2 separate regions of the Homo sapiens genome follow, and region 1 is linked to region 2. Evidence: read pairs that join two places in POLR2A ChIA-PET (ENCODE). Cell type or tissue: endothelial cell of umbilical vein. All regions are shown on one strand. Links, peaks and the distances in the headings refer to the core of each region. The heading gives the core; the rest is flanking DNA.

Region 1 (12,411 bases), core at 1,988-9,987, 1.4 Mb before region 2:
AGTAGAGACGGGGCTTTACCATGTCAGCCAGGCTGGTCTCAAACTCCTGACCTCAGGTGATCCACCTGCCTTGGCCCCCCAAAGTACTGGGATAACAAGTGTGTGCCACCGTGCCCGGCTTGTATTTCTTAATAAACTTTTCTTAAAATATTTTGCTTTTTCTTCTTGCTGGTGCGAATGGAGGTGTTTCTTCCCCCATTATATTTTCTAACTGGTTATTGTTCATGTCTAAAGAAACACCTATTCTTATACACAAAACTTCAGTGAAAAAGATTTACATGTCTCAGTGAATTCTTAATGGTAGTGTTTCACCGAGGCGCTTGGGTTTTTCAGGTGTATATAATAATATAAAATAATCAGATTTCCTCGTCCTTATCAATTTTTATATCTCTTGATCCATGCTTTTGTTCCACTGCATTACAATATTAAAGAACAAGGGTGACTTTGTGTTGTTTCTGATATTAATGGGAATGACTCTAGTGTTTTAATACAACATATATATATATGTGTGTATAAAGTATGTGTGTATATGTGTGTGTATGTGTATATATATAATATATATGTGTGTGTGTATATATATAATATATATGTGTATATATATATAATATATATGTGTGTGTGTATATATATAATATATATGTGTGTATATATATAATATATATGTGTGTGTATATATGTGTGTGTATATATAATATATATATGTGTGTGTGTATATATATAATATATATGTGTGTGTGTATATATATAATATATATATGTGTGTGTATATATATTATATATATGTGTGTGTGTATATATATATTATATGTGTGTGTGTATATATATGTGTGTATATATAATATATATATGTGTGTGTGTATATATATGTGTGTGTGTATATATAATATATATATGTGTGTGTATATATATATGTGTGTGTGTATATATATAATATATATGTGTGTGTGTATATATATAATATATATATATGTGTGTGTGTGTGTATATATATATATATCTCATGTGGGACAAATTAACCTCCCCATGCCTTAGTTTCCTCAATTGTTGAAAAAAGGATAAAATATGGTTGTTTGAAATTTAATGAGCTAATAAATATAAAACTCTCAGAACAGTGCAAGGCATATAGCAAGCATTCATATGTTAGCTATATGTAATTATAACTTTATATACATCTATACATATACATACCACACTACATACAGCCTTTGAAAAATCATTTACAGAAATACATTTTTCTCCTACATAAAAGATTTAGAGAAAAAATTTAGAAATGTGGATTACATTAAAATGATCTATTAGACAATCACAAATTTTTAACTTATATTGTGAATTATACTAATAGATTAGCCAATAGAGAAATATGATTACTTTGAGGAGGATTACATATGCTGATATTTCACTAAGAATTTTTACATCAATAATCATAAGAATGGCTTGTCACTTTCTTTAAACCTATTTGCTTTGCCACCAATTAGCCACCACTATTTTGTTGATTTAAAAGTGGTATGGTATTCCATTCAGAACTTGCTCTCAATGGCAAACCAACTGGCCAGTGCCAAAGGAAGCTAGGCTAGACTGGACCACTTGTTCCTATAAAGGGACTACTATTTCCAGAGATCTGGCTTACTGGTATTCTGAAACTTGTCTCTGAATACTTACTAATAAACTCCAGGGTACAATTTATTCTAGTATAAAGTACAAAGAAAAGAGGATGAACTACAGGGTGATTTTATAATTTATGGATATAAGAACCAATCCATACCATGCCTTCTCCCTGAAACTAACCAAGCAACCTGCACAAGTTACTTAACCTCTCTGTGTCTCATTTTCCTCAAATATAAAATGGAGATGATAATACCACTAACAGCATAGGGTTGTTATGAAGATTAAATGAGTTAATATACATAATAACTTATAACAGTGATTGTCACATAGTAAATGGTGAGGTGTGTCTTTAAAAAAGTTTAGTGTAAAAATGAAATTGCAGTACAGAAAAATAGAAAACCTGATTGTCATTATTTATTCCATATTCTCATTACTGTAATTCTAAAACGTCTCTCCTTAGTAACACAGAAGAATATTATGCAGGCAAAAGCTTTAACTGTGTCCCATTAGTTCTTACCACATATTTATAGAACCAAGAAATCAAATGCATTAGAGTTAAAATGCCCTAGAGTTAAAATGCCCGACTCTATTCCTTTGTGCATGATATCTCAACATTTGAATTTTGGAAAATAAAGAAAATAATTTAGAATAATGTTTCTCAAAGGGAAAGGGAAATAACATTTAGTTTGGAAAAGCCAAACATACCTATCCTCTTTATTAAAAAAATTATTGAAGATTAAAGTGCTGGGATTAACACTTTGGCTAGTGCAAATAATTAGAAAACAATGTTAGAAATTGGTAAGGAACATAAGTGTAAGAACGCTTGGAAATGAGTGATTTAGAAGAAATACATTGATTTAATGGTGGGCAGGAGTGAAGGCAAGAGGGAGAAAACTGAAGTTTAATTAGAAGAAAATATAGCAGGCACCTGAAAGGAAACAAAGATTTTCTTCCAGAAAATGAGAAAACAGGCCGGGCGTGGTGGCTCACGCCTGTAATCCCAGCACTTTGGGAGGCTGAGGCAGATGGATCACCTGAGGTCAGGAGTTCAAGACCAGCTTGGCCAACATGGTGAAACCCTGTCTCTACTAAAAATACAAAAATTAGCTGAGCATTGTGGCAGATGCTGTAATCCTAGCTACTTGTGAGGCTGAGGCAGGAGAATCGCTTGAACCCAGGAGGCGAAGGTTGCAGTGAGCCAAGACCAGGCTATTGCACCCCAGCCTCGGAGACAGAGTGAGTGAGACTCCATCTCAAAAAAGAAAAAAAAAAAAAAAAAAAGAAAATGAGAAAACAGTTAAGTGTAGTAGCTCATGCCCATAATTCTAATACTCTGGGATGCAGGGGTGGAAGGATCACTTGGGGCCAGAAGTTCAAGACCAGCCTAGGCAACATAGCAAGACCCCATCCTATGAAAAAACAAAATAGGCCAGGTGTGGAGGCTCACGCCTGTAATCCCAACACTTTGGGAGGCCAAGACGTGTGCATCACTTGAGGTCAGGAGTTCAAGATCAGCCTGGCCAATGTGTCAAAACCCCATCTCTACTAAAAATATAAAACTTACCCAAGTGTGGTGATGTGAGCCTGTAAACCCAGCTACTCAGGAGGCTGAGACAGGAGAACTGCTTGAACCTGGGAGGCAGAGGCTGCAGTGAGCCAAGATCACGCCACTGCACTCTAGCCTGGGTGATAGAGCGAGACTCTGTCTCAATAATAAATAAATAAATAAATGAAAAAATAAAATAAAAATAAATAAACTAGCTGGGTGTGGTGGTGCATGCCTGTAGTTCCACTACTGAAGAAACTGAGGCAGGAGGATCGCTTGAGCCCAGGAGTGCGAGGCTGCAGTGAGCCATCATCGTGCCACTGTACTCCAGCCTGGATGACAGTGTGAGACCCTGTCTCTAAAAAATAAATAAATACATAAAAATAAAGAAAATGAGAAGTGAAACCTTCATTTCAGTTTAACAATATAGATGGTGGATAGTGAAAAATTATTATAAAATAAATGGCTATAGACAAATTTAGAGCAGCAGTACTCTCCCACCTCTCCTATAATTTCATTAACATTTAAATTTCTAGCCACAGAATTCCCCTAAAGTCATAAACTGCTACACTTTTCAGTTAGCTTTCTCCAAAGATCTATAAATTATTGAAAAGTTAAAGCCATAATATTTTTCCCCCTAAAATAACTGTTAACTAAAAATCGTTTGTGTAAAAAAATGATACTTGTGAATGAGGAGTTTATTTTATTGACAGTGGTATAATTTAGACATATAACTTAAATATAAAATACCTTAGTTCTTGGGGCATTTTAGAGACATGAGCTAGCTGATCAAATTTTACTTCAAAATTCTATACAAATAATACATTTTTAAAGTAATACTTTCATGAGTAGCAGAAAAATAGCAGCATGGTCCACGATTATCCAGTCAAACTAAATGAAAGGTTAAGCCAGTATCCAATGAATTAATTTACTCACGGAAGAAACATTTATCTGAATGCCTACTATGAGAAAGAGATGATGCTTAGTTAAAGACGGAGGTTACAAACATGAATACAAGTTGCTATTCTTAAGAACTATAAAATGTATTAAGGAAACCAGATAAATGAATATCTGTAAAACACAGGGGATGCCTGCATATAGGGATATGTCATAGAGTACAAGAGACAAAGACTTTGCTTCAGATTTGGGAAGCCTCTGAGAGGTGACATATAAACTGAGTATACAATGACAGTGACAAACTATTCCTATATTCCCTATGGTATATGTGTCTGTGTTAGGTAGAAGGAGGGGGAGTAAGGTGAGGCAAAGAAAAAAAAGGATTGTTGCCCAGAGAACAACAGGATCAAAGGTCCAGAGGCGTGAGAGATGATACAACATACAGAAAACTGTGTGATGAATACTCCCGGAGAAGCGGCTAGTCAGTCAGGATGTGGCTGGTTCATGGAAAGTCTATAATGCTATACGGAGTTTCACCTTTGGTAGTGGGGAACTACTGAAGGTTTCTGAAAAAGGGAATAGTGTTCTTCTACCCACATTTTAGCAAGGTAATGGGAAACACTGAAGGTTTCTGAGTACATATTTCTATTTTAGGATGACAACTCCAGCTGTATTAGTTTTGGGGAGGCAAGAAACTCAAAGATGACAATTTAGGAAGGTCTTATAATAGTCTAAGTAAAAGCTGACTAAGTTACCTAAAGTTATGCAGAAAAAAAGAGAAACAAACATGATATATTTTCTAAGATAGAGCCAATGAGTTGAGTCAGGATTTGATACTAAAGACAAAAGAGGAAGGAGTTATAAAATAACTGATGGCACAGAGAAGAGGATGTGGGTCAAGGTTACTAATGGTCCCTGAGAGAGCTATTTCTGCAAAAGGAAGAGAGATGGGATAAACAGGCATATTTTTGTAACATAGACCCCTTTCTCAGTCTAATGAAGTCTACAGACTTCTTTTCAAAGTAAGGCTTTTCAATACATAAAACAAAAACATAGGATTGAATTGCAAAAGAAGCCAATTATATTATAGTCCTCAAAATATTAAAAATTGTGGTACAGTAAAATATGTGCTTTTTACTAACACATTAAAATAACAAGATGTAGCAGCAAATCTATTCACATGATTTTGACATAAAGTGTAAATATTTCAGGATATTTGTTTCAACTGTAATATGTAGGGAAACATCATTTCTATGGGTGAATACTGCTATTAACATTGGGTTTGTTGCTTACATTCATAATTAAGGGAAATGCTAAATTTCAATTAGAGGTTGTAGAAAAAAAAGATGAAAATTTTTTCCCATACTCAACATCATACAATCTCCAAATTCTATCTATCGACTCTTTGGAGAAGCATGGAACACAGGTTAAAAACTCCTAGCTAAGAAATAAGTATGTGCTAGAGAGAGATGACAGCATATGTTTGGCAGGAAAAGAATAAGATATAGAAGGATTATTTTGGGGATGGCAGGGAGGGATAGGAACGGTTTCAAAAGAAGACTTTTTTTTAAATCTTTTTTTTTGGTAGGGGGGGGCGATAAGAACTTTAAACCAGGAGACTGGATTCAGTGGGGCAGGAGAGATGACGGGTATATGCATGCACATCTGTGTATGAATGAATTAATGAATCAATTAGAACAACAGAAAGAATAACTTACAGAAAAAAGAAGGAATAGCAGTGAAATGGGGAAAAACAACAGACTTGGTTCAGTCAGGCAACCATTGGCTTTCCATCCCATAATTCTCTGCCAAAACCAACCACTCTCAACTCTGCAGTCCTTCTTGGCCTCTACAACACCCAGTGAGCCAGGACTGACTGGGAGTGGAGAGTGAAAGGCAAGGAAAAGGGCCTCTGGCAGGCAACTGACAGTTATCAGAAGGAAGCAGGAGGTTAACTTCTGTGGCTCTTCTACCTCCTTTTCTAGTCCTTCTTTAACCCTTCTCAGCGCTTAGTGCTGCCATTTGGCAATCTAAATACTTTATTCCTAGTTGCTCCTTCCATTATCTCTTCCACCAAAAATCAAAATTCCAAAAGGGATCGGGTGTGGTGGCTCACACCTATAATCCCAGCACTTTGGGAGGCGGAGGCAGGAAGACTGCTTGAGCCCAGGAGTTCCAGACCAGCCTGGGCAACAAGGCAAAATCCCATCTCTACAAAAAATTAGCCAGGTGTGATGGTGCACATCTGTAATTCCAGTTATTTGAGAGGCTGAGGTGGGAAGATTGCTTGAGCCCGGGAAGTCAAGGCTGCAGTGAGCCAAGATAGTGCCACGGCACTCCATCCTGGGCAACAAAGCCAGACCCTGTCTCAAAAATATATGTATATGTTCCAAAAGGAAGATCAGTGAAGGTGTTCCGATGCTTACATGACTAAGGTAATTAAACATCTACATATGTGAAGGATTTTTGAGGAGGGGATGTAAATACAATGGATATTATAAGGACAGCAGTCCTAGTATGTTCCTGGTCTGTGGACCTCCTTCCTTATCCCTGCACCTTTCCTCCTCTATGCTTGTGTATGTTCACATGCATGAGTGTTCATGTGTACATGTGTGCACGTGTGCATGACCATGCACATGCACTGAAAGATGGGGATGTGGGGAGGATAAGAGCAGCTTACCCTATTTCTCATTTGTGGAAAAAACTTTTACTCCATTGGATTTGGTAATCAAAAAGCTACTGGGGGCCAGGTACAGTGGTTCACGCCTGTAATCTCAGCACCTTGGGATGCTGAGGTGAGAGGGTGGCTTGAGCCCAGGAATTTGAGACCAGCCTGGGCAACACAGAAAGACTCTGTCTCCACAAAAACTAAAAAAAAAAAAAAAAAAATCAGTCAGGCCTGGTGGTGTGTGCCTATACTCCCAGCTACTTGGGAAGCTGAGGTGGGAGAATCCTTGAGCCAGGGAGATTCAGGCTGCAGTGAGCCGTGATCGTGCCACTGCACTCCAGCTGGGGTGACCAAGACTTGTCTCAGAAAAAAAAAAAAGCTACTGGGGAAGCAAAGATCGGGCAATTAGACAAATGAGTCAAGTCTTCGGAACTGGTGTTTCTAAAATAAGTTACTGACTTTTATTTTACCTTCTAATTCTGATTTTTTTTTTTGAGATAACAAAAAAAGTTGAGTAAGAATCTATCACATATTGAAGGATATGAGAATTCTATACACTGTATGTAGGTTTATAAATTATTTCAGGATTTTGATCATATGTAAATCCATGTTTAACTGTCCTGCTCACATTAGGTGTATACCATCAAGTAAGTATCCAATCTAGTAAAATGCACATTCATTTGCTATCAAAGTAGGAAATAAACAGTTATGATCTACCTGTTATCGTGAGGAATGCTCAGGCCCAAGACTCAGCACCTGGTAGCACACTTGCCAAAGTAACACTCTGGCTTCTGGCTGTCACTCAGGAGTTCCAAAGTGCCTTCTCCACCTGCCACATCTTCACTCAGGTGCTATCACAGCACGGGATGATCTCGAAGCTAAGCTGCAGCTGCCAACCTGGTATGTGCTTCCCAGACATCCACGCCAGCAGTACAATTTCCCACCTCAACCAAATCCACAAAATTAATTTTGTGAAGTTTTTTCTTATAAGCTGATTCCTGATTTTTCTTTAAAAATCATACTTTAAATTATACTACTTACACTCTGAAGCTAGTCTTTCTTTTAGTACAGAATATCTTTCTAATTTGTAGAATCCAAATTTGCCTTCAAAGATTAGCTGCTTCTTGTTCCCTACTTATGTTCTATTCCAAAGAGGGGTCTGAAAGACCTTAGGACCAGTCAGAGGCTCTCTCAATGTACTCAGAAGTGACAGAACACTAAAGAGTAGGAAACTTAATGGGAAATAAAAGGGCAGTGATTTGATGCATTAGTTGTCTGTTCATTGTCTTACAGGAATCACTAGAATTGCCACCCTTCTCCATTCTCAAGAATGTGGAATAATCTCTATAATTCTACTATTCCTATGGCAGTTTATTCATTCCATCCATAAGCAGGACAGGAAAGAGGAGTTAATTATTATTTCCTAAGCTTTAAAATCTTGAGTGTGAGGGTGGAGAGTATTCAGAAGTGCTCCTGGAAATACTATTAAACTGGTAAAAAAGAGTACAGTGGGGGCCAAAGAAAAGCCATAGGTGCTGGCTCAACTTCCAATCCCCAAGAAATCCTATAAAACCCATAGAAAGGAGCATACTAGGGCCAATCAGTGTGGAGAACTATTAATATCATAGGGAAACTCCATTTAAGGAACTCAAATATTTTTAAAACAAACTAGGAAAAATACGTTTATTTTGAAAGTTACACCATCCCTATCCTTACACAAAAAGGACAAAAAGCCCTGACAAGCAGAAGTTTTATTTCTCCTATCCACAGGCCTTAAATAATGAGATGGCATTAAACTCCAGGGTTTAGGTGTTTAAACAACAACAACAAAAGCAACCCCTGTATCTCAGGTATTCACGTAATAATTTACTGTGGGCTGCTTGACTTCAAAGTTGAGATTCAGGCAAACATTTGTGCCTGTAACTTTTGAAAAATAACTTTTTCAAGGCATTGAGGAAAAACTCAAACCTGGAAAATAGAAATATACTCTCATCATGATGCATAAAAATGAGAAGTTAGAGGCAGATAGAAAGCCAAAAACAAACCAGCCAACCATCTAAAAATCCCACTATCTGCAAATTAAAATGCTCTTCCAAATAACTGTAGTAAAAAGAAATAAAAATTACAGACTATTTAGAAATGAATGACAATAAAATTATAGCCTACAGGATATGGCCAAACTGACAGTCAAAGAAAAATTTATGTTGTAAATGCATCTAATAGAAAACAAGAAACAAACTAAATAAAATATTTAAGTTGGAAGTGTTAAAATGAGCAGACAAACCAAATAAAGGTGAACAAAGGCATAAAATTAAAAGCAGAAATAAATAAATTAGGAAGCAAAATTAAAAAGTAAAACCCATTAACAAAATGGAAAGCTGGTAATGAATGATGAAGGAATGAATGAGTGAATAACCTCCAAAAAGTATGACCAGGAGGTCAGGGAACTCCACAAATATATAACATTACCATTGTAATATTCAATGAGATGAAAGGGATGCTTAAAGTGTGCCATTTCTGCATAAATCTTTATGCCAATAAATTAAGAACCTATAATCAAAGCTGACTTGGGAAGAGGTTATAAATATGAATAACCATGGAAGGAATGAGAGCTTTATTAAGGATTTATATACTTGATTCCATTCCTAACAAAGAATCCTTTACCCACAGATTCTACAGACATGCTATAACAAAACTCAAAGCATCTAACAATTCCTATGTTTCTTAGATTATCCTACAACACTGAAGATTGAAGGCATCCCAACTGGTCTATGAGGCTAGCCTAACTGCTGACAAAGCCCAACAAAGATGGCACCCAAACTAACCAAATATATGAATAGATTAATCTTATATGCAAAAGTTCTAAATGTAAGAAAGAAATTATACGGTATATTCAAATTATAATAATATACATTAACCAGGTAGGTTTTATTCTATGATAACAGATTTCCTAATATTGAACAACTTTGTTAATTCAACTTGTTGCATGTATTGGTTAACAGCTCTTAAACTGGATTCAGTGTGGAAGATGAAGGAAGTATCAAGAACTTCTAGATATTTGATTTGAGTGGCTGAGAAGAAGGTAGTAACATTTAGACTTAGAAAGGAACAGATTTAGAGGGATAAAAATTCTGTTTTAGATAATTTTAGTTTCAGATACCAATAGCTATCCAAGTGGAGCTGTCCACAAGACAGCAGTGTACAAGAGAGAAGTCAGGATCGGAGATATAAATATGGTAGTCATCAGCACATGGATGGTATTTTAAAATACAGTATTGGATGGACTATTTTGGAAGAGTGTAGAAAAAGAGTCCAGGAGCAAAATTTTAGTAACTTAAGAATAGGAAGACATTACCTAAATTTGTGAATACCTTATTTTCATGTAGTATATATGCCACTAAACTTAATCGTTTTTTACATGCTAAATTAGGACTTCAGTACAAAAACTATTTAATAAAAACCTCATGCTATCATGATATCACATATGTGGTTTGTCTGCCAGCCTCTGAAAAGCTCCATTTCAATAGCACTGTCATTTTTGGTGTTTGTAAATTATCTGAACCTTTTTTGAGAGAGCAGGAGCTTTCAAACAGTGCTCTTGCAAAGATATCTAAGGAGCCAGGTAAAGAGGGCATGAAGATCATGATCTTAAGACTCCATTAAGGCCAGGCATGGTGGCTCATGCCAGTAATCACAACACTTTAGGAGGCCGAGGCAGGAGGATTGCTTGAGCCCAGGAGTTCAAGAGCAGCTTTGGTAACACACTGAGACCTCATCTCTACCAAAAACAAAACAAAACAAAAAAAAGCCAGGTGTGTTGGCACGCATCTGTGGGCCCAGCTACTCGGGAGGCTGAGGTGAGAGGATAGCTTGAGCCCGGGAAGTTGAGGCTGCAGTGAGCCATTATTGTGCCACTGTGCTCTAGCCAGGGTGACAGAGAGACACTGTCTCTGAAAGGCTGGGTATGGTGGCTCACACCTGTAATCCCAGCACTTTAGGAGGCCAAGGCAGGCAGATTGCTTTAGCTCAGGAGTTCAAGACCAGCCTGGGCAACATGGCAAAACCTTGTCTCTACAAAAAATGGAAAAATTGGCCAGGTGCAGTGGCTCACACCTGTAATCCCAGCACTTATTGAGAGGCCAAGGTGGGCGGATCACTTGAGGTCAGGAGTTTGAGACCAGTCCAGCCAACATGGTGAAACTCTGTCTCTACTAAAAATACAAAAATTAGCCAGGTATGGTGGCGGGCGCCTGTAATCCCAGCTACTCAGGAGGCTGAGGCAGGAGATTTGCTTAAACCCGGGAGGTGGAGGTTGCAGTGAGCCAAGATTGCACCATTGCACTCCAGCCTAGGCAACAAGAGCAAAACTCCGTCTTAAAAAAAAACAAAAAAAAAGGAAAAATTAGCTGGGTATAGTGGTGTGTGCCTGTGGTCCCAGCTATTTGGGAGACAGAGCTTCCGTGAGCTGAGATCATGCCATTGTACTCCAGCCTGAGTGACAGAGTGAGATCCTGTCTCAGAAAAAAACAAACAAAAAAAAGACTTCATTTGAATAAATGGTTTTGTACACACTGTATCATTTACCTTTACTCATATTTTATAGATATGACATAAAAAACGAACAACAGTGATAAAAATAGGTCTCAAAATTTATACCACTGACACAAGGATAGAATCATTAAAATTTCAGCCTTCCTGGATTTAAACTGATTAACAATATGTTCAATTCAAAAACAGACCACGTCTTAAATACTGAAAATATATTGTTGAAGATGTTTCACAAAAGATACTTAGGGATTTAATAATTTAAGGGAATCCCTCTAGGGCATGTAAGTCTATTTTTAAGTTTATCACATTTGACCATTACAGGTATTTTCAGAACATGTGTATATAAGCAGGAGATACCTGTGTTAGAAAACAAGAAGTCCTATTAAAATTGGAAAAGAAAAGGCTGAATGCCTACTACTAACCAGCACTGTTCTCTGATTTCAGCCAATGCAATAAGACAAGAAGAAAAAAGGTATGAATTGAAATACTGAAAAAACCCTGATAGTATTGGGTCATTATTATAGAACCTGAAAATCACGAGACTCAACTGAAAAGTGTTGGAACTAGGTCCTGCAATTGATCTAACAGTACATTAAAGGGTTATTCAGTAAGGTAGCCAGATGATTACATAAAAACAAATAACTTTCTTTTATATCAGCCACTACCAAGTATAAAATATAGCATATGATGAGGAGAATCACATTCATAATAAATGATAGCTAACATTTCTCAAGAATTTAAGTGCTTCGATATATACCATCAAATAATCTCTACAACCATTACCATGACATTACCACGATATGTATTATTATCACCATTTTACAAAGAAAGAAACTGAAGCTTAGGGACATTTTATAAGAAACCTACCCAAGATCACATACATAACCCCCAAGTGTCACAGCAGGAACTCAATCTCCATCTCTCTGACTGTACAAAATGAGCTTCTTAGCACTGTTATGCCCATTCTTATCTATCAAATGAACGTAAATAGGCTGTGTGGGGAAACAGTGATGGGTGCAGAGAAATGGACACATACATTGCTGACAGAAATACAAATTGGTATAACTTTTATTTATTTATTTATTTATTTATTTATTTTTTTTGAGACGGAGTCTCGCTCTGTCGCCCAGGCTGGAGTGCAGTGGCG
Region 2 (12,411 bases), core at 3,062-11,061:
GCTACAGTAACCAAAACAGCATGGTACTAGTACCAAAACAGATGCATAGGCTCATGGAACAGAATAGAGAGCCCAAAAATAAGGCCACACACCTACAACCATCTGATCTTCGATAAAGTCAACAAAAACAACCAATGGGGGAAGGATTCTCTATTCAATAAATGGTACTGAGATAACTGGCTAGCCATATGCAAAAGATTGAACTGGACCCCCTTTCTCACACCATAAAGAGAAATCAACTCAAGATAGATTAATGACTTAAATGTAAAACCTGAAACTATAAAAACCCTGGCAGATAACCAAAATATTAACAAGCCATGCATCCAACAAATGTCTAATATTCAGAATTTATAAGGAACTTAAATCGACAAGCAAAAATCAACTCCGTTACAAAGTGGGCAAAGGACATGACCAGACACTTTTCAAAAAGACATACATAGCCAAAAAGCATATGAAAAAATGCTCAACATCCCTAATCATTAGAGAAATGCAAATCAAAACCACAATAAGATAGCATCTCACACAGTCAAAATGGAGATTAAAATGTAAAAAAAAATAACAGACACTGGCAAAGTTGTGGTGAAAAGGGAGCACTTATATACTGCTGGTGGGAATGTAAATTAGTTCAGCCACTGTGGAAAGCAGTTTGGTGATTTCTCAAAGAACTCAAATCAGAATTACCATTCAACCCAGCAATCCCATTATTGGGTATATACCCAAAGGAATATAAATATTCTAGCCTAAAGACACATGTATACGTATGTTCACTGTGGCACTATTCACAATAGCAAAGACATGGAATCAACCTAAATGCTCATCAATGGCAGACTGGATAAAGAAAATGTGGTATGTACACACATCGGAATACTATGCAGCCATAAAAAATAATAGTGAAATCATGTCCTTTGTAGCAACATGGATGGAGCTAAAGGCCATTATCCTAAGCAAACTAACAAAGGAACAGAAAACCAAATACCACATGTTCTCACTTATAAGTGCAAGTTAAACATTGAGTACATATGGATCTGAAGGCAACAAGAGACACAGGGGCCTACTTGAGGGTAGAGACAGGAAGGTGAGTGAGGGTCAAAAAACTACCTATCAGGTACTATGCTTATCACCTGGTGATGAAATAATCTGTACACCAAACCCCCATGACATGCAATTTACCTATATAACAAATCTGCACATATACCACTAAACCCAAATTTTTTCAAAAAAAAAAAAAAAAGGTGGGTAGCCAAAACTTCTCACGAAAACAAACAACAACAACAACAAAACCCTAAAATCTAAAATTTAAGATAATATGAGAGGACCATACAAAGAAAACTGGTCCTAGAGATCAAAGCAATCTGATAAGAAAGGGATGACGGGTGGATTAATTTAGGTTTAGGAATGATTTCACACAAGATACTCACTCGGCATCTGACCCAGCTTTTCAAAACTAACACAGGATTCTATCTAAGATCAACCCATTCAGAAAACTAATATTTACTAATCCTTTATATTCCTGATACTTTTTCTACCAGACGGTACACTCTCAAATTGGGGTAAAGAATCTGAATAAGCAAAGATAAAAGAACAACCAGATTTGAATGGAAAAGCTTCTAATGATTTATTCACTCATTACACTCAACAGCCAGCTATTAAGAATGTATTATAATGACAGGCAAACCTGAGAGGTAACCCAAAAATGAATAATATATATTCCTTACCTTCATAAAAGTATACAGTATAGTGGGAAAAACAGGTATGACAGCAGTATGCTGAGTGCTCTAACAGCAGTAAGCACAGATTGCTCAGAAAGCACACTTTGGAATACTTAGCCCCAGAAAAGCTAACTGCCCACTAATTTAGGGTCTTATCAAACAAAACAAAAGCAATGGCTTTCACATGGAGGAATCTGTGTCTCTCTGGAATTCATGTTCATCATTTAAAGTAACTTTTCTCGTTTGGGAGAAGCCGACAAAAACAGAAAAATTCAGAGTTCTACTTTTTGCTACTACCTAACTTTGGGAAGCCATCATCCATGGACATCTCATGTTTCTGTACATCTTGTGTCAGCAACTTGTCCACACGATTTTATGGATGTCTGGATAGCATACAGCCTTAGGAGAGACAGAAAGTGTCTCCCTGGGGGGGCAGAGTTGTTTCCTGACCAGAATAAAGATAACTTCTCCCTCAGGGGCGAAAGTTGTCCAGGTTTGCTAGCAGTCTTAATAACAATAGGGGTCTCCTAAGCTTGAGCTTTTACACCTAGGACACAAACCCACTCTGTGGACAGCACCAACCCAGGCCTGTCTCCATGTGGCCCCTGTGGGACTTGAGGGGCAGGGGAGTCAATGCAAACTTCAAGCTCATACTGCCTGCTGTGCCATGAGTTGTCCAGCAACATAAGAAAGTATGGCAGGCTAATACGTTAACCTGCAAGTAGGGTAGAATCTCAGACTCTTCATAATTCTTGAAACCTAGAAAAAGTCTCTTTCGTCAGTAAATGAATCAGAAAAGCCAAAGAAATCTGAAATTTCTGTCATAAAACAGAGCTAATGGGGCTTGGGGTAGGCAGAGAAAAGAAGGAGTAACTGGGTATGCCATACCTAATCATGTAATTACAAACTCACTGTAAGTCTGGTTAGCTAAGCTGGTGCTAGTTGACACACTGGAAACTAGATAGGTGGGCTCCAGGATATTGATAGCATATTCTTGGATAATAAAATATCTCTTCTTCCCTCCTTTTTAGGAAAGAGAGGGGATTAGAAATAAGTATTTCTAAAAAGATTCAATAACCAATAGTTTATTCAAGCTATTAAATAAAATGGCTCAATAGCTACTAAAACACATATGAGTAAGTAGAGTAAATTCAGCCAACTTAAAAAACTCTTAAGAGGAAACAGTAAAAAGAAAATAAGACTCGCTGAAAGCCAGATTTTCATAGATTCCTTTAAAAAAAAAAAAAGTTCAGTCTCAGAAGATTTGAGTAGGGAGTACAAATACAGCGCTTTAATAGTAATTTACCTACTCTTCAATTTGCAAAATCCTATTTTATGAATATATCTGCAAGCAGAAGACAGTTCAGATAGATCAAAAGATGCAAAGAAAACAAAACAATGCTGATCCAAACCACAGGAGAGAGCATTATTTAGCAAGGTCGTGCTAAGTGTTTTTGGAATATGCAACCATTTCCCATATCAAACATTTTGAAATTAGTGTACCTTCCAAAATTAGGTATCACAGCAAGGAAGAAAACATTCCTCTGCTTTGTTTCTTCCCATGACAAAAATCAGTGCATATGAAAATGCACGCAGGTGGAAGAATTATTCTAATCGTTATCACCCAAAGATATAATAGGAAATAGGCCATTTTAATTTTAAAAACAAACTTGGGTGAGAATTATTAGGTGTAGGCATGCCTTATCATGGTTGTCACTGAGAAATTGATTCACTGAGTCTAGCAATGAAAGAGGTGGAGAGAGAATAGACCAACAGGAAGGAAAACGGCTCCAAGACAGATCATCGCTGAAAATATTAGCTTCATCCTTTATGCACTTTTCCAAAAGCTGCAATAAGTGATATCTATCTCATGCACATTAATGCCAAGAAATTTCTTCTTATATAGTCCAGGGACATTTACAGTGCCCAGTTTACTAAGGCACTTTTTTCTAGAGCCTAGAATTTATGCACCCTAAGAATCACTACCATGTCGGCCTTATTAGAACTGTAACAAAACATCACTGTTTTCAATCATTTGTTATGCCAAATAAAAACCAGCAGATTCTCTGCCCAACAGTATATCAAGACCGTCTGTCACCTCTATTCTAACAGCCAGCAGGCAAGCTAAAAGAATAAAAGAAATAAAAAACAGCAACAGCCTTCTGGAGGGGAAAAAATTTCCAGAGATTGATGATCTGCTACCTGCTTAATAGAGATAAACTTTTTTGTCCTATGGCAAAACACTCCTGGCTTGAAAAATAAGTTTTAAAAATTTGGTTTATTAAAACAAAAATCATAGATGTTTCTGATCATAATGTGTTGAGGAAGAACTACATTTTATTATTTTGATACTAGGGATGAAAGTGTTGTCAATGAATGCCTTGGAAGAGGCTCATTTGAAGAAATGGACTCCATGCTACAAACAAGCATTAAGTGCCTAACATGTGAAAGATGCTGCAGAGAATGCTGAAAAAAAAGCAAGAAGTGCTACCTGATTCAAAGACATTCATCTTACTACACACTTCATTATATAGACAATGTGCCTACAGAAGCCTATATATTAATTCTTCTTCTTAATCTTCCTTCCCTTTAGGGGTATAGGGTGGACAATTCAACTAGAGAACTTGTCTTAGTCTGCTTTGTGCTGCTATAACAAAATACCTGGAACAGTGTAATTTATAAAGAAGAGAAATTTTTCAAAGTTCTGGAGGCTGGGAAGTCCAAGACCAGGGCACCAGCATTTGACATCTGGTATGAGCCTTCTTGCTGCATCCTCACATGGCAGAAGGCAGAGGGCAAGAAGGAAAAACTGTGTCCTCACATGGCAGAAGAGCAAGCTGGAAGAACACTACAAGAAGCCTTTTTATAAGGGTCTTGATCCCATTAAGGAGGAAGGTGCCCTCATGACCTAATCACCTCTTAAGGCCCCAACCTCTTAATACTATTCCACTGACAACATTCAAATTTTGGAGGAGATGCATTCAAACCATAACAGAGCCCAATACCAAAAAGAATCAAGGAACCCTCACATTTCAACTTCGGTGGTATCACTTATAAGGCCAAATCCCGCCCATCCATGATAACCCAAGAGGCATAGAAAGGGTGATAAACTGCAAAACGTATTCAGTGACAAACAGTGTATTTCCATTAAACATTCACTATGTTACGAATACACACACTCACACATGCAAAAACACACCACAACACTGTATAATTTTATGGCCATATAAACAGAAGAAACAAACAGAAGAATACAGAATGAGGTTTTATTATTAAAAGATAAAATAATCCAACCTAGAGGGAGACAAAGGAAGAAGCAAAAAGGTTAAAAAAAAAAAAAAAAAGAACTAGGGAAGCAAAGAGGGGTTCATTTTTCTCATATTTTAACTTTAATATATTTTACAAAGTCATTGGTTTGTGATTGCTTCAAAATTACAACATTAACCCTTCAGCAAAGACGGCTTGAGAAACACTGTCCTAAAGACTTAAGATTTAAATCATCATGAAATCTGTATGCTAATCTTACACTTATTTTATAAGTAAGTTTATACTTATACTTCACTTTCACTAAACAATAGGCATTTCTTAATATGCAGACATCCCTGTTCCCACTTAATTTACTGAAGTGCCACTGCTCTAACCAATCAACCTGCTAGTGCAAGGTTCAAAGAAGGTCTGAATTATCTTCACATTCCCCCTAGAGTGCCTAGCTCTCAGTGTTCAATAAACCAACTGGCAGCTTACACATATGCTCAGAGAACCAGTAAAGCTGGAATACTTTTTTTTTTTAATGTTCTTGAAATAATTTATTTCAACAAAAGCAGTGAAGTAGCCATCATGGAGAAAATAACTTCAGGACTTTCTTACTATTTTCAAGTTTCATACTGTTTTCATTTCAAATTACCTATGGGGGAGGAGGAACAATAATATTTTCAATGCTTAAAACCTCTAAAGTTCATGATCCAGCAACAACAGAAGAGTGCCTTATACACCCTCCATGGTGACCACCTCTGATCATTCTATCTGAAATTGCAGCATGCCACCCACCTTCCCTGAATTCTATATCCCCCTTACACTGCTTCATCTTGCCCCTACCATAGCACACATATTCATTTTTTGTCCATCCCACCCATTAATGCACAGGGAATACTGTTGGTTTTGCTAACAGCTCTCAATGCCTAGCACACAGCAGGTGTTCAAATATTTGCTGAATAAATTTTTCTAAAAACTTCATGAAGTCTTCACTTAATAAGCCGGCATTTCACCTAAAATGTACACTTTCATGGTAAAGAACAAAGCTTCGCATCAAAGCAAAAGTGATTTAATTCTAACTGTCACCAACAGATGGCACTAGCCTCAGATGTTGCCTTGGACTTGAAACCGTGTTTCAAAATATGCATTGAAAAGAACAAAGTCAAAACAAAAATTTGCTTGGACAATTTAAAAGTGTTGAAAAGAAATGTGAAAGTTGAATCCAGTGCCATCACAAAGACAGTCCTCCCATTAACAAGTTCAGGTACAGATACACACACTGCTTAGAGACTTAAAAAGTGGTCTTATGAACAGCATTTCTGGAAACTAATCTGCCATATTAGCAGTGTTGTACAATTATATTTGTTAGAGCCATATAAACAAGCACTTGTTTATGAATTTGAAAACTCCTTATTTCTAATCATATAACAAGTTCAAAGGGCAATTCACATGACCTTCAAGAACAGCCTGTCCTATTTCACATTTCTTTCATTACCTGTGTAACTACCTTAAAATAAAGATAAATACGGCCTGTAAAAGTAGCTGTTTAAACTTCAACCACAAAAGTAGATTTAAAAATTCAGTAGTTAGCAGATGTTATAAATATTGAATATTGTATAAAAGAAGGAGATAAAGGAAAACGACTCAATATTTGATATAATGATTCAGCATGTTACAGAATAAACATCATGCCAAAACCAGCTTTAAGCTTTCCACTGAAAATTTACATCCTCAGGAAGTCATCTGCATACCAAACTCAAATAGGAAAAAAAATACATAAAGCAACTCAATATATGCATCTAAGCTTCATGTTACACAATAACAACTCCTTTTGAATTGGAACAAAGCTTAGATTACAAAAAAAGAATTAAGCACAGGATGCCAAAAAACAGAAAAGACACCTATAAGACAAATGAGCATATATACCAAACTATTTCAGCTGGCAACATCTGAGATCATGCTACCATTGTTTCACTTCATGGTAGCAAAAATTCGGAGTACAGTAGTCTTGACTTTAGAGTTCTTCCTTCTGTTTAAGTCAACTGAACATTACATAAGGCCCCTGAACACAAATCACCAGGTATGGAAGAGATAAAAATTAAGAGACATGTGGCTACATTATGAAATGTCAAGAAAAAGAAAAAAATACTAGCAAAATAGACCATTGGAATCCAGAGGTCAGTGGGTTGAAGAAGTAAGGGATGGCTTCAAAGAAGAGACAAGATAAGCACTGCATCTTGAAAGATGTGAAATGCTGGAGTGGGAAGAAAATAATCCAGGAAGGAATCCTTCACTGTTTAAGTGGAAACTGGGAAGAATGGTCTCGCAGGACAATAGGATAGGGGCTAGCTTACAAAACCCAACTGCAAGGGTGAACTTAAGGGTAGCATGGAAGGTAAACCACTTGAAAAAAAATACTAATTTGACCAAGGTTCACAGGAAGATGACTCAGAAGAACAACGAGAACCAATTATGAAGCTTATCCCCCCGAGCCAAGAATGAGGTAATAAGAATCTGGGGGCAGAATGGCAGTGTAAGTGGGAAGTGAAAATGGAACACTAAAAGCCACCACTAAATGTAGAAATGACGGGAATCAAAGCAAGCACAATCATACCGAGGCAAGTCAGAGGGGCCTAAGTACAGACTCCAGTGCTAGCGCTTCACTAACTATGCAACATTAGGCAAGGAAGTAAGTGAACCTGTCAAAGCCTGTGTCTGAACTTGTAACATGACAACAACACTACACAAGGCTGTGGTAAGAATTTAAATAAGTGAGATATGATAGTCAAAGTGCATGGTAAGTTATAAAAAAATTGATAGATGTTAATCATTTTCCAGTACTTATTTTACAAATACTTAGTCCAAGTTCCTAAAAGTCACTAAGTACCTAACACAGTCCCTGGCATCCGTTAGGTAACTGCTGCTGAAAGGAGGGAAAAAGAGAGAAAGAGAAAAAGTGAAGAGACAAGAGGCAGAAACATCCTAGCTCCCACATAGGAGAATCTTGATTTGGAACTTGGAATCTTTTTATAAGAGTATACTTATAAGCTTCAAAGTTAGCTAATCTGTGTTTTAACACCAACAGTGAGTTCTTACAGTACTAAAAAAAGAAAAAGCTACTAAAAAAAAAAAAAAAAGTAGGACTAAATCAATGTAAACAGGATCTGGAATCAACTCTAAGGTACAATGAATAATCTATGGGTATCATTCAAATCTTAATTAAAACTGACCTATGTTTACTTTTAAGAAAGCTTTAAAAGGACATTTGTTGAGCTAAAATGGAATCTACCCAGTCTCATTTCTAAAAAGGTTTAAACTGAAAAAGAAAAGAAAGCATATGCTTAGAGATTTCATTCTCACATTTAAGGAAATAAGTGTTCCAAAAATAAATTTTAATTTAATCATTTTAATTGTATGTTCATGCTCTTATCTAACACTGTCTCCCTGGAGGTCAACTTTCTGAACACCCAACAAGACAATTAGCCAAAACAAGGTTCTTCCCTATGGTGGGAGGTCAACCAGCCATCTCTTACTGCCTTTGTGCCTGATCACTACACCTGCGCTCTCTCCTGCACATGTCTTATTGCTTCATCACTCGTGGCACTTCTCCACTGCTAAGAAAATCTTGTTGTCCTTCACTGCATCGATCTCGTCAAACAGAAAAGGATTGTGACAAGGCAGCATTCCAGAAGGCCTTGCTTGCACCTGGCACTCAGTACCTCTCGTCTCCATTTACGCCGAAGTCTAAAGGCAAACATTCATTTTATACTCCAAGTGTGCGCACACAATGAGTAGCCCAAAATTATTTACAATACTGTCAATTACACTGACATTACCCAATTACAGAAAGCAAACTACACACAAATAATGGTAGGCACGACAGCAGAGAAAGAAAATGTGACTTAGCATCACAAATAGGTTTAACTGCTAACTTCACCACTGTGACCTTGGACAAGTCACTTAAAAGCCTTCCTTTCCTCCTCCGAAATTTTAATAGCTACCTTTCTTGTCATAAGGAAAAATGAGAACTTATGCAGAAAGTGTTCAGTATATGGTAAAATGCCAAATAATTATGGTCTTAATTATAATGATATGATTATTAGACATATTCCATAAAATCTACAATCCAATGGGTTCCTACTGGCTCCAAGTTTCAATTTGGTTCTTGTACAAATCTTCTTTTTCCAGAGAGACAAGAAAGGGAAAAAAAGATAATCAAGATAAAGAGGATAAGTTATAAGTAACAAAGCCAGTTCCCTTCTGTGTCTGGTATGGTGTCTACAAAGACAATTCTAAAACATGAGCAACAAAAATTTCAACAAAGTCAGCAGTGTCTGGAAAAGTGCTTAGTCTTCCCACAGGGAATATACTCATTTATATGTGCAAATGATAGTATTATTCCCATTTTATGTATGATTTGATTTTTCTATATCTCGTCTATCCTTAAAAATAGGTAATAAAGGAAAAAAGCAGCCTCCAGTGACTGATGGATGCATACAACACTAAAATATGAAATGCAAAAGTAAAGGATAAAATGGAAAGCCAGGATGGGTGCAGTGATTTATACCTATAATCCCAGAACTTTGGGAGGCTGAGGCAGGAGGATGGTTTGAGTCCAGCAATTCAAGATCACTTCAGCCCATAAGGTCGAGGCTGCAGCGAGCCATGATGACACCATTGCACTCCAATCTGGGTGACAGAGAGAGACTCTGTCTCAAAAAAAAAAAAAAGAAACCCAATTGAGATCACGGTTGCAGGGTCACATTCAAAACCAATTGCTTAAAAACATGGAGAAGAATCAAAAGATATTAACACGAGTGAAAATAAGTATTAATTTTTAAAATTCGAAAGTAGGTAACAGGTGAAGTTAAGACTAGGTGAGGTAGTTCAAAAAAGGGCTGGGCATGGTGGCTGACACCTGTAATCCTAGCACTTTGAGAGGCTGAGGCAGGTGGATGACCTGAGGTCAGGAGTTTGAGACCAGCCTGGCCAACATGGTGAAACCCCGTCTCTACTAAAAATACAAAAATTAGCTGGGTGTGGTGGCACGTGCCTGTAATCTCAGCTACTCGGGAGGCTGAGGCAGGATAATCACTTGAGCCTGGGAGGCAGAGGTTTCAGTGAGCCAAGATCGGCCACTGCACTCCAGCCTGGGTGACACAGCGAGACTCCGTCTCAAAAAAAAAAAAAAGAAACGGCAATTAGCCTTTCTATTTCAACTGGAGAACCACGAAATTCAACTCTACTGTTTGTGCACAGTACTAGGGAATGTACAGGAAGAAACAGCAAAACATTCCTTGTTTAGCATCAAAAATCCTATCAACTGCCCCAAAATGTTCCTCATATTCAACAGACATGACATAATACTTTAAATTTATTACAGTAAAAAAAAAAAAACATGCAGGTACGTGTGTACTTTAAAGATAGAACTTCTTATAGTATAATGCAAATGTAGTCTTAGTAAACCGAATTTTACAACACTATAATTAGATACTACCACTTACTATCCAAATTAAATTATAAAGCTCGGCCTACATAAGTATATCATTTAGAGTCAAGTAAGTTTTTTATGCTCACATTTATAGGAAGTTCAACAATACCTTTTGAACCACTGTAAGTCATGAGGTGAACTTCACAAAATACAGGTTTTCCAAAAATAAACCCTACCTATGAGTTCTATATAACTCACAGCAAACAAAACCAAAGTGAAGGAATAAGAAATTCAGTTAATTCACTCCCTCATTCACAAAATATTTGTGAAATTTGCACTAGTCATTGTACCAGGCCCTGAAAACACACTGATCAGTAAGACAATATTTTCCTTTTGTTTGATAGCCCTGGATTATGTTTTCCCAGGAAGACAGCTCCCTACCACTGAGATGTGTGTTAGGGGAGCCCGAGTTGTCACTTTTCTACGAGACTTTCAGTCATAAGGGAAAACCTGTCTAGGTCCTAGTGGTTGAGAAATCTCTAAGAGGTGAAGCTGAACCCAGAGCTACACATACAGCTAATCTTTTCGAAATGTTTAGAAGTAAAGCAATCTGAAGGAAATTCAGAACCACAGAATTTACTGACTGAAATACATCCTATTGTTCATACCAAGAATAAGAGTGGAGAGGGACTATTGTTTTCCTGGTAAAATTATAATGGAGGCAGAAGAGCATCAGCCATGGAAGGTAAGCTTTTACTCTGAATTGCCAAAGTGGAACTTCATGCCCACTTGAATTGATCCATTAGAACTAATGGATCCAGAATCCACGATCAGACAAAACTGTGATTGACAAGGGAAAAAAACAAACTTTAGAAGAATGTTTCCAGATGTTCAAAATGATTCATCAGCTTACTAGTAGTTGGGAAGGTATTCTAATGGTCACAAGAGATATCATTAAAGAATTTGCAGACCAAATCTCCTCTCTGGTGTACATTAACGACGTGCATTGTGTTGTTTGTTTTAGAGACAGGGTCTCTCTCTGTTGCTCAGGCTGGAGTGTCGTGGCTTGCTGTAGCCCTGGACTTCTGGGCTCAAGTGGTCCTCCCACCTCAGAGGGATTACAGGTGTGGGCCACTATGCCTGGCCTGATGTATAGTATTAACAAGTGAGTTATTAAGTACAAAGTAGAAAATCCAGTCAGGCATCATATGTTTAATGGAGGAAAAAAAAAAAGGCCTGCAACAATTTCTTTTGTTCTTCCTTGTTTTGTTTTTTTCACTCTGAGAAAAGGATATTTGCTCAGTCGAGCTGCACTGTCACAAGCAGAGGCTGCTCCCTGCATCAAAGGCACTTGTGAGACGATGCCACTGAGTGGATGCAGAATCATATTTTATGGTAGTTACTGAAATGTGGGTTATTCAATCACTCCTCAGGGACTGATAGTTTATCAGGCCAGGAGCAAGCTGTGATGTGCTAAAACCTCTCTGGATGGAGATGAGCAGATCTGAATATGGTCTGGAGGAATTTGTGACCCTCCTTCAATAAGAGCGGCATAAGGAGGTATTACGTAGTGTCACTGGGGCCCTCTTAGAACCCTGTCGATAACCCAAAGAGACCTAGGTCATCTTATGCCCTAATATGTGTAAGCTCGGTAATCATTTGGGGGTAAAATTTTTGAAACAATTACTATAAAGTAAGTGTTTACATGAGATAAGGAGAAGATTCCTATCTTGCATTTTCGAACTGTAGAATCAGTTCCATGTTATGCTGGTGAGAGTAGTGAAAGTGAAGGAGAGAAGAAACCTGCCAATTAGTAGAACTCTTTAAACGGAGATTCAAAAAAAGGATATTAACCTAAGTATCCAACAGCAGGAGAATGGTTAAATAAAGGTTAATGGCATATTAGGCAACCATAAAAATATTTGCGAAGACACTTTAATGACATGGGGAAATATATATACCTAGGAGCATCTCACTTATTTAAAAATGGGTATATGAGCAGGGCACAGCGGCTTACTG

The links. ChIA-PET counts read pairs that join two places held together with the same protein. Peaks named below come from ENCODE experiments on the same cell type or tissue, not always from the same donor. Only the 100,000 strongest peaks of a DNase experiment are listed, where the experiment ranks them.
Region 1: POLR2A ChIA-PET joins it to region 2 with 7 read pairs; 1 of 35 experiments calls an interaction of 5 or more read pairs at or near these places.

The regions. Positions count from the first base shown.
Region 1 is chr11:110,106,224-110,118,634 of GRCh38, reverse strand. All of the region lies in intron 1 of ZC3H12C (zinc finger CCCH-type containing 12C), which reads right to left. Among named protein-coding and RNA genes, the nearest start is that of ZC3H12C, 19 kb to the right of the region's middle. In endothelial cell of umbilical vein, for the core only: no CTCF peak of the experiment used is centred there; a DNase peak (open chromatin) is centred at 5,924.
Region 2 is chr11:108,728,797-108,741,207 of GRCh38, reverse strand. All of the region lies in intron 13 of DDX10 (DEAD-box helicase 10), which reads right to left. All of the region lies in intron 2 of LOC124902750 (a long non-coding RNA gene), which reads left to right. Among named protein-coding and RNA genes, the nearest start is that of DDX10, 70 kb to the right of the region's middle. RefSeq lists an enhancer at 7,317-7,436. In endothelial cell of umbilical vein, for the core only: a CTCF peak has its summit at 6,067 (motif pointing right); DNase peaks (open chromatin) are centred at 6,207, 6,767 and 7,387; H3K27ac peaks cover 1,882 bases.